Regions from separate parts of the Homo sapiens genome. Here region 1 is linked to region 2. Evidence: chromatin loops called from intact Hi-C (ENCODE). Cell type or tissue: dorsolateral prefrontal cortex. All regions are shown on one strand.

Region 1 (8,000 bases), 62 kb after region 2:
GCTAGAAGGCTTCAAATATGATATAAGTATTATTTTAATAATGAAGAATCTAAAGCTCAGAGAGTGTAAGTACTTTACCTGAGATCACACAGCAAGTAAGTGGCAGAACCAGGATTTGCATCTAGATTTCTGTGATTTCAAAAATGTAGGCATTTTCCTTCTAGGATGTTTCTACTTTATCAATTCAGTTAATTATATATATATATATATATATATATTTTTTTTAATGAATAAGCAATGCTTATAGTATATTAGGTTGGTGCAAAAGTAATCGCAGTTTTTACCATTGAAAATAATGGCAAAACTGCGATTACTTTTGCACCAACCTAATACATTGTACTTTTCTGTTCATTTCTTCCATTTAATAGCTGTTCATTAGACTTCTCTGAGAAGCTGGTAATACAAAATATTGAAGCCCGAATCTACAATTAAACTTTTATTACTGATTTTTAAAAAAGATAATTAGCTGTAACATTAATGTGTGTTGTGGGGCACAGGGCGGTCACTCAGTGGCTTTTACTAGAAAAACAACAGTGAATTTGAATCAAGTTCTGCAAATACAGAAATCACTAAGATATAAGCAGTTCCGTGAAGTTTGCAACCACCTAAAAGGATAATAAAGTTTTCATTCTTTATAACATCAGCATTGTTCCTACTGAAATTAAAAAGTGTGGTCAAACACAGTCACTGAATCAACCGTTTTCTTTCTGGGCAAATGTGGCATCTTCATTCACTGAGAGAAAAGGGTCACCATGAATTAACTTGGGCAGTTCGATGGGAAAGTTACCAGCGTTTTTGGCTAGGATGGGGAAGCGGTGAGTGAGTAATTCTCTTGGCCTGATTGGACAACTGTAAACATAACCTTCTCCCCCCCTCTTCTCAGCGATTTAAAGCTAAACAAAATGAAAGTCTGTTTGAAAAGCTTGCTGTTGGTGTCAGAGCCGTGGGATTTCAAACCTGGGTTTTCAGGATGCCTGAGTACATGGATCCTCTAACACATATCCCTTCATTATCTCTACTGAATGTAGCTGATGTTAGGGGAAGTTCTGTGCTGGAGACAGGGAATCTCACAGCACTGGACTCATGGAGGGTTTTTCTTTTGTTTTTTAGGCTTTTTAAAAAAAATGGTTGGTTTTTGCATGTTAAGGGGATTCTAGACCTCTGGGGTAGGCAGAGTTCCAGTGGCCTGTGAAAGGGAAAAATGAGTGAAGTTTCCTTACGACATGACTCATGTGTTTTTTTCTCATCATTTCTCGTTTTCTACTTTCATCCTGTCCACGTATTTGTGATTCAGAGATGTCCTGCAAACGGGGACTGCTGGGTTGGTGCACTGCCGGCTGGCTTAAGCATAACTGAAGTTTTTCTGCCCTACCCTCTTTTCCACAGAGAACCTGCAGTTTTGGAGGATTTGACTTGACGAATCGCTCTCTGCACGTTGGCAGTAATAATTCTGACCCAATGGTGAGTAACATCAGAGGAAAGCAAAAAATATGGATTCAGGCGATGAGGTTGACAATAGTTCACCATTGAGTATCTTTGAGAATTGATACTGGGTACCGTTTTCCTTGGTAATCCTGAGTCACGTTTGGAAAAAAGCTCTATTTCACTTGCCTTACAGACTCCACTGTTCCACGTGGAATGAATGATGACCACTCTCACTGCCATCTCCTTCCTTGAGTAGCACAGTTCCTTTAATGCCTTTGCTTCCAGTTTTCTTCAAGTAACAAATCCAGATAAGTCTGGCCTCTGTGGTCTGAGTCATTTTGCACACGGCCTTTTCTTCTTGCTAGTTGCAAGCATGTAACTACTACACACACATAGTGCCATGAAGTGGAGCCCTGTGATTTGGTCCCCAAGAGTATGTGCTGGCATTTTGGAACACCAGTCTTATTATGGGCCCAGTACCTGGCCCCACATGGCCTATACTAAGCCTAGGATTTTGTGGTCTGGGGTGTCCTGGAATGAACCCAGTCTCTGTGGGACCAAAGCAGACCAGATCCCTCAGGGGTCTGGTGTCAGGCCCAGGTGTCTGCCCTCTCAGACCTGCTTTGGGGTCATAGTCTAGGGACAGGCCACCACAGTGGCACACAAGTTTTGTTTCCTGAAATTTGCTTTCTCAGACCCCAAGGGTGAAGGTGAGTCTTTTTTTTTTTTTTTTTTTTTTTTTTTTTTAAGATGGAGTCTCGCTCTGTAGCCCAGACTGGAGTGTAGTGGCACAATCTTGCCTCACTGCAACTTCTGCCTCCCAGATCCCAGTTAAGCAATTCTCCTGCCTCAGCCTCCCGACTGGCTAGGATTACAGGTGCACGCCACCATGCCCAGAGAATTTGTGTATTTTTAGTAGAGATGGGGTTTCTCCATGTTGGCCAGGCTGGTCTTGAACTCCTGACCTTGTGATCCGCCCATCTTGGCCTCCCAGAGTGCTGGGATTACAGGTGTGAGCCACGCGCCCGGCCTTTGGTGAGTCTTACATGTAGTTTAGCTTGTCCTTTGCATTGTGTCATAAAACTGTAAAATGAAGATTTCATGTTTCATATTTGTTATGATCATGGGTCAGCTAAAATACCCACCTGGGATATATATGAAATGTTTTGAAAATTTCCTGGAAGAGAATTAAACTATTTTATTTGGCTATCGAATTATATTGATTCTTAAGCCAATAGTTTTCTGCTGTCAATCTTTTTTAGAAATGAGAGAAAATATGATTTTTTTCTTTCTCAGGGAGAAGTTTGTTTTTTAAAAAAATGCAGACTAGAATGAGAGATGACCACAATCTAGCTCTTTAAGAGAGAGAAATTTACACACTGAGTGCTATGGTGATGGAAATCCAATCAGATGTTGCTCTTCTAACGACTGAGCTTTCACCATTTGTTCTAATCTCTTTCTCCAGGCAATTCGGTAGTATTATCCCTCTATTCTCCCCCATTGCTGGGATTACATGAACATTGGTTCATGTAAATCACTTTTTTTTTTTTTTTTTCCCTCTGAGAGGGAGTCTCACTCTGTCGCCCAGGCTGGAGTGCAGTGACGCGATCTCAGCTCACTGCAAGCTCCACCTCCCGGATTCACACCATTCTCCTGCCTCAGCTTCCTGAGTAGCTGGGACTACAGACGCCCACCACCACGCCCAGCTAATTTTTTGTATTTTTAGTAGAGACGGGGTTTCACCGTGTTAGTCAGGATGGTCTCGATCTCCTGACCTCGTGATCCACCTGCCTCAGCCTCCCAAAGGTAAATCACTCTTTACTGATGAAATGCAGCCCCCTTGGATGTTAAAAATAGTGGAAAAAATGTAACCTGATAAGAATGTACTAAAAGTAAGTAAAATAAAAAGTGACTCACATCCCACTTTAAGCAAACAAAAATAGTCAATAAGCTTTAATTTTTAATCAAAGAGATAAATAATAGCACTGAGTTAACACAAGAAAAACGTCAAGATCCATGAGGAATGTCAATATTTCTGAGAGCTAGGATGTTAATGGTTTAAATAATAAAACCTGTTCTTCATTTTCTGCGACCAACAATACTTGCAACATTTTGTTTTACAGGGTAAAGAAGGAGACTTTGTGTACAAAGAAGTCATCAAATCACCTACTGCCTCTCGCATCTCTCTTGGGAAAAAGGTGAAATCAGTGAAAGAGACGATGAGAAAGAGAATGTCTAAAAAATACAGCAGCTCTGTCTCTGAGCAGGTATGCAGCTACCTGGTAGAATGTTCCCTTGGTTCTTCCTGACAAGAAAAGCTGAGAATGGCCCTTCTGAGATTTTAAATGGTGCTAAATACACATACTCCTTGGCATTAACCTGCTCCAAGTCCGTGCTTTATTTACGTAGAGAAACACTGAATTCAACACACGTTTATTAAGCACTTTGGGCTGCTCAGCACCGTGCTTGGTGCTGGGAATACAAAATACAGAACTTGCCTTCTGTGTACAGACAAGAGAGACAGACATGTAAAGAAATGGTTATTCTTCAGTGCACTAAGCGTTGTAAATTTGAATACAAAGGAAGGATTTTATTTTCTAAACTATGCCTTGCTACAAAATGGATGTTACCTGAATCAAACCTAAAGCTTTTTTTTTTTGGGGGGGGGGGTGGCAGTAGACTTGTCGATCATAGCATAAGTTGTTCTAGAAGCACATAGCCAGTCTAAGAAATAAACTCAAAGTTCTTCCTGGGTACCAGGCTTTGGTAATAATGTTTCAGAGAGGGGTGTTTTCCCTCATTTGCCTTATCTGTAGCCATGAAGGAAGGTATCATAGAATTGATTTTTCCCCCCTGGATCTATAATTTCATTGCTAGAGAAATGACTGTTTCTGTCTAAATTGCATGGGTGGAGGGAGTAAAGATAGTTGGAGAGCTGGGCCTCAAGGTAATTATGACCATTCAATTTTCAAGACACTCTCCTCCAGCACCTGTATAGCACTCATTTTGTAGCCTGTTGAAGTTCCTGTGTATGAGCTGGTTGTCTGCTTGAAATATGTAGGTAATGCACTTTATCTACCAAATAAAAACAGCAGGAAAAGCAGACATTTTTGCTCAGCTGCTGCTCTCTGGTGGGCACAGTGAGCTAAAACCAAGCATCGCCCCTATGCGAATGACCGAACGTCACCAGCCTGCCACCCACCTCACTTGATTCAAACAAAGCCTGCACAGCAGCTTCAGTTGATTACAGTGGTTCTCACGGGGAAGGGGTGAGAGGCTATCATTTTGCTCCCCCATGGACTCCAGGGCAATGTCTTTCAATGGTCAGACTGGGTTGAGGTGAAGTGGAGTGGATATTGCTGGCATCTAGGGCAGCAGTGCCCAATCTTTTTGCACCAGGGACTGGTTTCGTGGAAGGCAATTTTTCCACGGAGCTGGTGTAGGTGGTGGTTTCAGGATGATTCACATGCATTACATTTATTGTTCACTTCATTTCTATTGTTATTACATTGTAATATATAATGAAATAATTATACAACTCACCATAATGTAGAATCAGTGGGAGCCCTGAGCTTGTTTTCCTGCAACTAGATGATCCCATCTGGGGATGATGGGAGACAGTGACAGATCATCAGGCATTAGATTCTCATAAACAGCGTGCAACCTAGATGCCTCGTGTGCACAATTCACAATAGGATTCGTGCTCCTACGAGAATCTAATACCGCCGCTGATCTGACAGGAGGTGGAGCTCAGACAGTAATGCGGGTAATGGAGAGTGGCTGTGAAAACAGATGAAGCTTGGCCTGCTCACCCGCCACTCACCTCCTGCTGTACGGCCCACTTCTTAACAGGCCACAGACGGGTTCTGGTCCGTGGCCCGGGAGTTGGAGAATGCTGATCTAGAGGATAGAGGCCAGGGACGCTGCCAAACATCTTAGCATGCACAGGACGGTCTGCACAGCAAAGAGCTGTCCATCAAAATGATCAGTGCTCAGGCTGAGAAACCGTGGCTTGTTAGACCTGCAGGAGATAGATGTCTGGACTGCCTTCAGCATGTCTTATCCATGATTTTTTTTCTTTATTCTTTTCATTCTCTTGTCCTTGTGGGTGACGGAGTGATAGTGATTCTATATTTCTTCCCAGCAATGAAGCAGTCAGCATGCTAGTGAGAGCATGCTACTAATTGAAAGCATTTTATTAAGTTTGCTTTTCCCCAAGATAGATTGAAACAGCCACTAAAACTCTTAAGCTTTACGTTCACAGAGGTTTTCTGCTTTATGAATCAGAAGCATAGAATTTTAATGTCATTTTGGCATTTTTCAATAATTTTACTACCATATAGCAATCTTATGTGCTTAGTTCTGTTTTTTTAAAGCAGCCATTTCACATAAGTTAAGGAATAAAAGAAACAACTGATCATTATAAATTTTCTGTAAAGCAAAAATAATGGAAGGTTTTATGTGGTTGTTTTTTTTTTGTTTTTGTTTTTGTTTTGAGACGGAGTGTCACTCTGTCACCCAGGCTGGAGTGCAATGGTGTGGCCTCGGCTTACTGCAACCTCTGCCTCCTGGGTTCAAGCGATTCTCCCACCTCAGCCTCTTGAGTAGCTGGGACTACAGGCACGTGCCACCATACCCGGCTAATTATTGTATTTTTAGTAGAGATGGGGTTTCACTACGTTGGCCAGGCTGGTCTCGAACTCCTGACCTCGTGAGCCACCCACCTCAGCCTCCCAGAGTGCTGGGATTACAGGCATGAGCCACTGCGCCCACCTTGTGTGTTTTTTTAAAAAAACTTTTTAGTAAATATACCAACCATTATGGTAGGGATATTTGTTTTCTCCGTTGCTGCTATATGCCCAATACCTGGATTAGTGCCTGTTATTGTAGGTAATTCATAAACATGTGATGAATAAATTAATAATTTTTTAAAGCATTTGAAAATATATCAGAGACCCACATTTACTATTGCTGTTTTTCAAACTGCGTGCTTTTTTCAGAAGCATTACAGAAGATTTTAATGGGAAAAAAGTTACTTATTTTATGACGCAGAAAGGAGGAATGAATTTTTTTTTTTTAAGGAATTCATACTTTGGAGCTTCAGTAACTTCCTAATAATGTCAGCTCTAGTTTTCTTTGTTGTTTTTGAGGTCGCTTGCTCACTTTCCTCACATTGAAAGCACTAATGTGTGTTGGATCAGAAGCTGCTGTTGCTGATGTCCTCAGATGTTTGCAGGACCTGCGGAGCTGTGTTAAGGCCCTTCTGATGACTCGGCAGCATGCAAATAGCAGGTTTCATTTTAGCTGGTTTTGAGCCCGTGTGGCTGCGGCCATATGTAATATGCCAGAGACTTTTCTATTTTGGCAAGTAAACAATTCTCACTGCAAACTTTCTGAAGTGTGATATCGTCTATTGATGTAGCACCACGAATCAAATAAGCATGCTATACTCAAATGTGCAAATGAGGAGCCGCTGAGAGGATAATACTTAGCTACTCAAAATGCAGGAAGTACTGCTGAGTCACTCCCATCAGGATTCTGGTGTGAAAGAGATTTCCCAGCTTTTTACTGACAACACTTTAGAAAAGTGAAAGAAGCTAAAACTTTAGAGTAACATATGGAAATTTTATGGTAGACTGGAAAATAGTATGTTTGCTGTATATGTGGGTTTTAAATTCATGTTTCCTTATCCAATGCCAATAATTTGTACAAATAGAAATATAAGAATCTAGCCAATTTTTTTTTTCCAGGAATACACTTTTTTAAAAGTGCATGTTTCCTATCCAAGTAGATTAAATATCCTCTGACTACACTTCCAGGTATTCTAGTAATCATGGATTGTACTTGATCTACATTTGAAGTCCAGCCTTGCTACTGGGCTTTTGCGTATGCTGAGTCTCTAAACCTTTAAGTATTTTGTCTGTGTGGTAGACAGATTTTTTTTTTCTTGGAGATTCCAAGAATATCTATTCGAGAATGAGAAATAGTATTTGAGTGCTTAATAAATAGTGACATTGGCCACGACTTTAAAAGTAAGCGAGGATGTAAGTTTAAGAGGAGGAGAATATTGGTTATAGAATCAAATATAGGTATAGATTGATTTGATTGATTTCGTTGAAGGCCAAGTCGCTGAGAATTACAAAACAACACCTGTCCACTCTGATGAACTTCTTCATTTTGTTGAAACCCATGGCAGGACTCGGGCCTTGATGGAATGCCTGGCTCCCCTCCGCCTTCACAGCCCGACCCCGAACACTTGGACAAGCCCAAGCTCAAGGCCGGGGGTTCTGTAGAAAGTCTTCGCAGTTCTCTCAGTGGGCAGAGCTCCATGAGTAAGTCGAGTTTGTCATTGTAGATTATTTTCTTTGGAGTTAATATCTGACATATACTGAGCACTAGGTTCAGGCAATTTCAAGGTGAATAAGACCAAGTCCTGCCCTTCAGGTGCTATTAGAGAATCAGACCAATAAACTCTCTGGACTCAGAGTCGTGTTTGTTTATTAGTAGACATGCAGCAGCAGCAGCCCAAAACAGGAGGTGATGAATTTTGATCGGAGACAATAGGGAAAGCATCT
Region 2 (8,000 bases):
GGCATGGAATTTAAGGAGGCAACTCACTCCCTGCACCTGCCGGATTCTGAGAGAATCTTACACCAAATCAACACCAAATCTGTAAGAGGTGACCTCTTACAACTTGGGCTATCTGTGTCTCTCTGGCATCATCCAAGTCCTGGCCCTGTGGCTGGAGAAAGGGTGACTCTTGAGTTTTTATGGCAACTAGTGGATAGTATGAATTGAATTTTGTTTCATATCTATTTCTCTTAAACAGAGGAGATAGGTTTGTGTGATAAAAGTATCTTTGATACCCAAAGGATAGAAAGAAATATTAAATTGAGGAATTACTTCTTTAACATGTAATGATTTGTCATGAAAGGAGCAAAATATGAAGGTACAGTTATCCATACTTAAGTAGGACATAAAGAAAATGAAAATCTTAACTACTTCTTAATGTAAGCCCTTCAACCTTTTAACCTTCCCCTGCCTCCCCCTGTACATGCACAATTCAGTAGCACAGATGTGTCAGGCTTTTTTTTTTAAATGGTGGAGAAAAGGCTGCTACTGGCTTTCGGGACTGCCTTGGCAGGCCTGGGATGATGCAGGAAAAGACCCAGACACAGCAAAAGACCAGATTTCAAATTCAGCAGGAAATCAACTAATGGAGAAGTTGATTTCCTGAGACTCAAGATTAAGGAACTTTGAAAATCCCTTAAGTACAGGTTTTCCAGTAACATATAGCATATGTTCCTTTCTTGGAAATGAGGTTATAACCACTTTCCTTTCTTTTTCTTTTCTTTTCTTTTTTTTTTTTCTTGGTTATAATGAAGTTTCTGGACAGCTCATCAAAGCCAAAACATGAAGTGTATTTTAGGAATTTGTTTATGCTTGGCCATTCATTGCACTTTTCTGGTGTGCTGGACTCAGTATGTAGAAACGAGATAGAGTTGTCTTTGTCTGGATGTAGCTTAGACTATTTGTATATAAACAGAAGAAGAAAAATGAGTTTGAGCCATAGTATTTGGCTTCCTTTCCTTCTAGAAGCAGATAGGGGGGTCTTGCAATAGCCAGATAGTCAATTCCTGAAAAGTGTTCTTGGAATATTTAGTTCTGATACTTCCATAGACCATGGTGAGGTTTGGTGTTGAAAACTTTCTGTTTTTGCAGGTTCTTCTGAGTATCATTTTAGCAATTTACTCAAGAGCTGGGCCAGTATGTAATGGTATCCCCTTTCTGTCTATCCCTTAAATAATAGAAAAGAAGCATCCTGTTAAAGAATGTATACAATTTGGAATTCTGTTATACAAATGAGGAGGAGTCTGGGGAAGAGGGTGAGGTGTTGAACTCAGGAGTCAGAGACGTGGCCACCAAGCCCAGTTATGCCCTTGCCCAGCACGATTGGACCTCAGGCATGTCATCACTCCCATCTCAGTGACAGTCCTATTCTGTGATGGGGGGTAATGAGAGTATTGCATTTGAGAGGTGGAATTCTATACAAGTGTAAAGAATTTCATGTTGACCTGTGTTGTGTTCCTCCTCCTACTCTATGGTCTTACGAGGATCTCCACTGTAAAGCAGTAGACTCACTGGAAAAGAAAATATGGCAACCTAGAGTTTCCACTGTGTGGAGTGAGAGACTGCAATATAATTTTTTTTTTTTTTTAAGATGGAGTCTCACTTTGTCACCCAGGCTGGAGTGCAGTGGCGCAATCTCGGCTCACCGCAACCTCCACCTCCTGGGTTCAAGTGATTCTCCTGCCTCAGCCTCCTGAGTAGCTGCGATTACAGGTGCTCTCCACCACGCCTGGCTAATTATTGTATTTTTAGTAGACATGGGGTTTCACCATGTTGTCCAGGCTGGACTCGAACTCCTGACCTCAGGTGATCCACCCGTCTCGGCCTCAAAGTGCTGGGATTACAGGGTCAGACACTGCGCCCAGCTGCGATATAATTTTTGTAAAACGGAGTTTAATAATATTCTAACCAGAAAGGTAAAGGAGCACTCTGCCTTCTTTTCCTTCTCCCACTGGCTGCTCCTCCTAAGTCTCATTGCTGGGCCTCACTTTCTCTTTATGACCACTAAAAATCGGGTTGCCCTGGAGCTCAGTCTTCATAATGTTTCTCTTCGTAGTGTTCAGTCAGAGCTTAGAGTATGCAAGTCACTTACAAATTCTTATCTGCAGCTCTAGACTCACATGTCCAACTGTTTCTTTACTGTCTGCACAGGGATGTTTAATAAGCACCGCACACTTAGCATGTCCAAAGGGGACCTCTTGTTCCCTCCCCTGCTGTTCCCCTGCCCAGCTTTCCCCATCTGGGGAAGTGAATGTTATTTCATTATTTAGGTTTCTGCTCAGAGAAGCCTTCTCTGTCCCATCACCTCAACTTCTCCTCACTCCTTGACTCTGCAGTCGCCCTTCTTGAATCTGTCTTGTTTATTGCTATGTTCTCAGGACCTCAGAGGATGCCTGACTCCTACTGAGAGGTGAATAAATAAATACTGAATGAAAGAATGAGTGAAAATGAATACACAAAGCAATTTAACAAAGAATTTGTTAAAGACAGAGGTAGGAGGAAAGAAACCAGTTCTGGGGATACTGTCTCTTAAATTATTTTTATTTTTCAATGGGATTGATAAATTCCTTAATGTAGGAATTTTCTTAAGTGAATTTTGCCTTCAGGAACAGCTAAAGCAGTTTAGGGATCTTGAGGAAAAATGTTGACACTTAAGCAGATAGATTTGGGGTCTTAATAGTAGGAGTTATTGATGAACAAATATTTGCTAAGGTTCAGTTCTGAGACTTTAAATCCAATACTTGATGATAATTAAATGTTTAAATGGATTTTTAAAGCACAGCAGAATATTAATTATTGCTTCCTGGTCATCAAAATCCATGCTGAAGTTACCATACTTTTTACCCATTGACAATGAAAAAGATGAGTCCAAAGAGCAGATCCAGCTCCAGCGCCCACCATCCTCAGGCCTGGGGCTTCTGGCTGGAGGAAGGAGGTACTACTACCAGGAGGCCTCTTTGGAGCTGACGTCTGAGCATTAATTTCTTCCACCAGGAGATTAGTAAATGACCCCTTCCACCTGCTGCCATCCACTTTTGGACTTGGGTTATATCATTGATTTTTGCTCCTGCTGGATGAATTGTAATAATCATTCTCAAGGAGAAAGGAGATGGCATTTTGCACTGCTTCTATGCCAGCTTCTGTTTGCAGGGAGAAAGTCACTGCATCCAAATTCACACATTGAATTTGGATTCAACGTAAAATTCAAAGGATTGTAAATTTGATGAGTTGGGGAGCCTCACGCTTATGAAACATGGGCTTGTTATTCTTTGGCCAGCATCTAGGTGGTGAACTTGTGAAATTTTAAAAACAAAATCCCACTCACCACAGCAAGATGAATAAAGAAACTACAGTGCCATCTGCTGGCATCCTGGGGAAGTTCAAGCAATGCCTGGGCCAAGTCCAAACCGGAGGATAAAATTATTCAAAGTGTGTGGTAGTTTGAAGACAGTAGATTAAAAATAGTGAAAATATTGTCAGTCATCATTTCAGAGAGGAAAATGCAATCACATTTTGTGCTAATGGTGTAGCAGTGGGAGCGTACATTTTTCTGCAGTGTACTTTTTGAAGTATTTTGATGACTTTTAGGGAAAGTAAAAATTCACAATTTGTGTTTTCACTTATTACATAATAAGTTTTATCCTGAGGTGGGGATATTTGGTCCATAGCAGTTAGGTCAAGACTTCTCTAGTCCTGGCCGGTCACGGTGGCTCATGCCTGCAATCCCAGCACTTTGGGAGGCCGAGGCGGGCAAATCACCTGAGGTCAGGAGTTCAAGTCCAGCCTGGTCAACATGGTGAAACCCCGTGTCTACTAAAAATACAAAAATTAGCCAGGCATAGTGTCATATGCCTGTAGTCCCAGGAGGCTGAGGCAGGAGAATCGCATGAACCTGGGGGTGGAGGTTGCAGTGAGCCGAGATCGCATCACTGTACTCCAGCCTGGGCAGCAGAGTGAGACTCTGTCTCCAGGAGAAAAAAAAAAAAAAAAAAGACATCCCTAGTCCTTAGGGTGAGGACAAAAATACATATGGGGCTCCCTGTCCCTCTGGTGGCCCCTTACAGAAAACATGTTTAACCAGCTGCAGACCCCAGCCCGCTGAAGTAAGGTGGCAGCTGCACAGTCCCATGACTTGAAGTGCAAAGTACAGCACAGTAAGATTTTTTAAAAAAATTAAGAAGCTAAACTTAGCAGAAACCCTTCTTTCTTTCTGAAGGATTTCCTGCCTCAGTCCCCAGCCAACTAGCTTGCTCTTATTTTGCTCCCACTTCTCCCGTGGCCCTGAGCATGTTACATTTGCTGCTTCTCTTCCTCATTCTTCTCCTCCCCTTCCCCCTCGTCATTTCTTATGCTTTTTTGTTCCTGTCTCCCTCCGTCTCTAACCTGTGGCTCCCCTTCCTTCGTGTTCATCCATGTACCTTACTTGTGCGTTGTTCAGTACATTTTGGCTGAAAGATTTAAATTTTGAAATGGCTACCTCCTAAAAGCCTTGCAGGTAAATACAGGTATTTTCATTTTTGTGTGGATAGGAGGAAGGAGAGTAGGTCCTAGCCATGTTTTGGCACAATTTGGTGATAAGTGAGATTTTCCTTACATGTTCTGTATTCACAGCACAGGAATAAGGGGAAATAACTAGAATTCAAAACTAGCTCTTGTCCTCTCTAGCGGTTTCTCCCCTGATTCTGTTCTTAGCTCCGACTCTCCCTTAGTTTACAATAGAAAGCTTTCAGATTTTTGTGCTGGTCATCAACAGTTCTCTGCACTCAGCCGTGGAGAATGGTGGTGCTTGCAGGGCATGGGCCTGCCACTCAGAAATGGCACCCAGTGGTCAGCCCACACCAGTGCAGCTACACCAAAGGGTGGTGGCTTATTAAAGGCTGCTCTGCGTGAAAAAGCCTCCCTCCCCTCTCTCTGGTCACCTTAGATTCTCAAGGTCCTTTTATCCAAAAGGTAGGCAGAAAATCACTTTAGGTGATTAGGATATTCAATTCTTCTTCCTCTGAATGAGACAGAGTCTCATTCAGTCACCCAGTTTGGAGGTCAGTGGTGTGATCATAGCTCACTACAACCTCGGACTCCTGGGCTCAAGTAGTCCTCCTGCTGCAGCCTCCTGAGTAGCTAGAACTAGCACTATAGATGCATGTCACCATACCCAGTTGAACTTTTTAGAAGTTTTTTTTTTAAAGAGACAGTGTCTCACTATGTTGCCCAGGCTGCTCTCCTCCTGCCTCAGCCTTTGCTCTAATTTTTTCAGTGTAACTCATACCTGGCCTCCCACTTTCTTGTCTTCCCTAGCCTTCAGATGCAAAAATCACCTCTTCCATCTTCCTTCCTGGTGGTGAACTTGTAGTGAAGATTCAGGTTTAAATCCCCCAAGTGTCTGTGTCTCTTCTGATGCAGGTGCCTTCTTTCTGGTTTCCCTTGGCTGTAAGCCCAAGGATACTGTATTTTCCTTCTGGGATTTGGACACACCTAATGAAAGATTTTGCTCCACACTCTACTGTTCCCTGTTCCTTTTTTTTTTTTTTTTTTTTTTTTTGGTGATACAGTTTCACTCTGTTGCCCAGTCTGGAGTGCAATGGTGCGATCTTGGCTCACTTCAACCTCTGCCTCCCAGATTCAAGCAATTCTCCTGCCTCAGCCTCCCGAGTAGCTAGGATTACAGGCCTGTGCCACCACGCCTAGCTAATTTTTGTATTTTTAGTAGAGACGGAGCTTTGCCATGTTGTCCAGTCTGGTCTCAAACTCCTGACCTCAAGTGATCTGCCCACCTCGTTCCCTTTTTGATACAACCAATTTTAACTTTCTTTGGCTTTCCCGCTTTCTTTCTTTAAATTTTGTTTGTCTAAGTTTTTTTCTGGAGAAATGCTTAATGAACTGGTTTTGGGCTGTGCACACTTTTCAGATTATTTGGGTTAATCTGTATCTGCCTTCACAAACTGGCAGCCAAAGGTGTTGGGGTGGGAGGCAAATTCGATGCCCAGACATGTATTGATTAATTTGGACACATGTTTAAAAACATTGGTTTCTTTACCATCACTTAAAAATGTTAGAGCTCTTGTATAAAAATACAGATTTCTGGCTGGGCACAGTGGCTCACGCCTGTAATCCCAGCACTTTGGGGGGCCGAGGCAGGAGGATTGCATGAGGTCAGGAGTTCCAGACCATCCTGGCCAACATGGTGAAACCCCGTCTCTACTAAAAATACAAAAATTAGCCAGGCGTGATGGCGCATACCTGTAATCTCAGCTACTTGGGAGGCTGAGACAGGAGAATCGCTTGAACCCAGGAGGCGGAGGTTGCAGTGAGCCAAGATCATGCCACTGTACTCCAGCTTGGACTACAGAGCAAGACTGTCTCAAAAAAAAAAATGCAGATTTCTGTCTTCTTTTTGAACATTGGAAGATTCAGCAGGATGGACATTGCACTTGCCAATTGGCAGCAACCAACTGGAGGAACTGTGTACTGGCCGCCCCCTTTATTAGGGACACTCAATATCCTGTTGTGGGTGTCTCACCCGCCTCCCTGCCCCCTTTGTTTTCCTAGAGCCGACCACTGTACTCATCTGTGGGCCCAAGTGGCATTTGTGGTGCTGAGTTTATGTTTTCATTATTATTTGCTTTCTCTTTTCCTCTTACACAAGAGACTTCCCAATGGCAGTAACTTCACTTGTATTAGTAGTTCACAGAATGAAAGGTACTTCAGTGATCGTCTAGTGAAGTCTGTCTTCTTCATTTAATATTACAGGTCTCACCTTCGAGTGAGTCTTTAATAAATGTCGACAAATGGCACACGAGTCTATTTCTAGGAAGTCAGCAGATGGGTAGAAAAAGCCAGTGGTAAATAGCCTATAACAATTTCCCTGGCTGTATTAAGTAGTATTGATGCTGGGTCAAACTAGTTAGGAGGATTTTCAGTTCTCCCATGAAAGCAAGGCTCTCTGGTAATCTGATTTGTTTTTCTTTTCTAGGAACCCTCTTCATAAATCAAACTCAGAAGACAGCTCTGTAGGTCAGTACCACTTTTCTTGGTTTACCTATTTAATTATTTCAATACTTTATAGAAAACACGAATATGTGAAAATACAAAACCCACAAGAATCCTTCTACTCAGAAATAAACACTGTTAAGATTTTGATGTACATCCTTATTCTCCTTTTTCTAGGCAGTTTTAAAAAAATATAATTGTGATCATATTCTGCATACTGTTTTATAGTTTTTAACTTGAATATGTTATGAGCATTTTCCCATGACTGAATATTCTCTACGTTAATACAGAAAAATTAGAAGCAACCTAAATATCCAGCAAAGAATGAATTGGTTAATTAGCTTATGGCACATCCAATATGGTGGAATATTATGCAGACTTAAAAATTTACTGCTGCTATAAAAATCCTGGGGTCTGTGTCCCTAATAATGTCCTTAGGATAAATCCTTCAATTTGGAATTTTTTGGATCCAAGATTATGCATAATTAAGGCATTGTATGTTTTATATATTCTTGATTATAAAATTCACTCTTGGTTTAGTAACAGCTATTTTGTTTGGGTCACAGGGTGGGTGGCTGATAGTGATTAGGAACATTAAGTACTCAATCAACCCTGGCTGCCTGACTTTGAATATGCCGACCCAATAGCTATCACCTTGTGCAGCTCACTTGCACCAAGCCTCAGTTTTCTCATCTGCTAGGTGGGAACAATGATGTGTCATATAATTGAGTATTAAATGAAATCTTGCCATTAGATAGCTAAGTGCCTGGATATAGTAGCTGAATAAATGTTAGCTATTACCATTTATTAGGCTGCATCTCTGTTTCAGAAACATGAAAATGGGAGAAGGGAGAAGGGAATATAGCTTATAGTCAAAGAAATATATTGTCAGCCTGTGCAGTGGCTCACTTCTCTTATCCCAGCAATTTGGGAGGCCAAGGAGGGAGAATTACTTGAGCCCAGGAGTTCGAGAC

Evidence for each region. A loop is a pair of places that touch in the nucleus more often than their neighbours do. Peaks named below come from ENCODE experiments on the same cell type or tissue, not always from the same donor. Only the 100,000 strongest peaks of a DNase experiment are listed, where the experiment ranks them.
Region 1: a loop joins it to region 2, with 3 times the contacts of the local background. A loop is called at or near these places in 12 of 110 quality-filtered maps.

What each region holds. Positions count from the first base shown.
Region 1 is chr6:148,523,905-148,531,904 of GRCh38, forward strand. SASH1 (SAM and SH3 domain containing 1) reads left to right here. Exons shown (of 20, transcript NM_015278.5): 11 at 1,387-1,461; 12 at 3,549-3,692; 13 at 7,622-7,757. Among named protein-coding and RNA genes, the nearest start is that of SASH1, 190 kb to the left of the region's middle. In dorsolateral prefrontal cortex, a CTCF peak has its summit at 4,563 (motif pointing left); DNase peaks (open chromatin) are centred at 4,587, 5,308 and 6,713; H3K4me3 peaks cover 1,950 bases; H3K27ac peaks cover 8,000 bases.
Region 2 is chr6:148,461,536-148,469,535 of GRCh38, forward strand. It overlaps SASH1 (SAM and SH3 domain containing 1), which reads left to right. Exons shown (of 20, transcript NM_015278.5): 5 at 7,010-7,050. Among named protein-coding and RNA genes, the nearest start is that of SASH1, 120 kb to the left of the region's middle. In dorsolateral prefrontal cortex, CTCF peaks have their summits at 3,381 (motif pointing left) and 3,580; DNase peaks (open chromatin) are centred at 3,416 and 4,846; H3K27ac peaks cover 8,000 bases.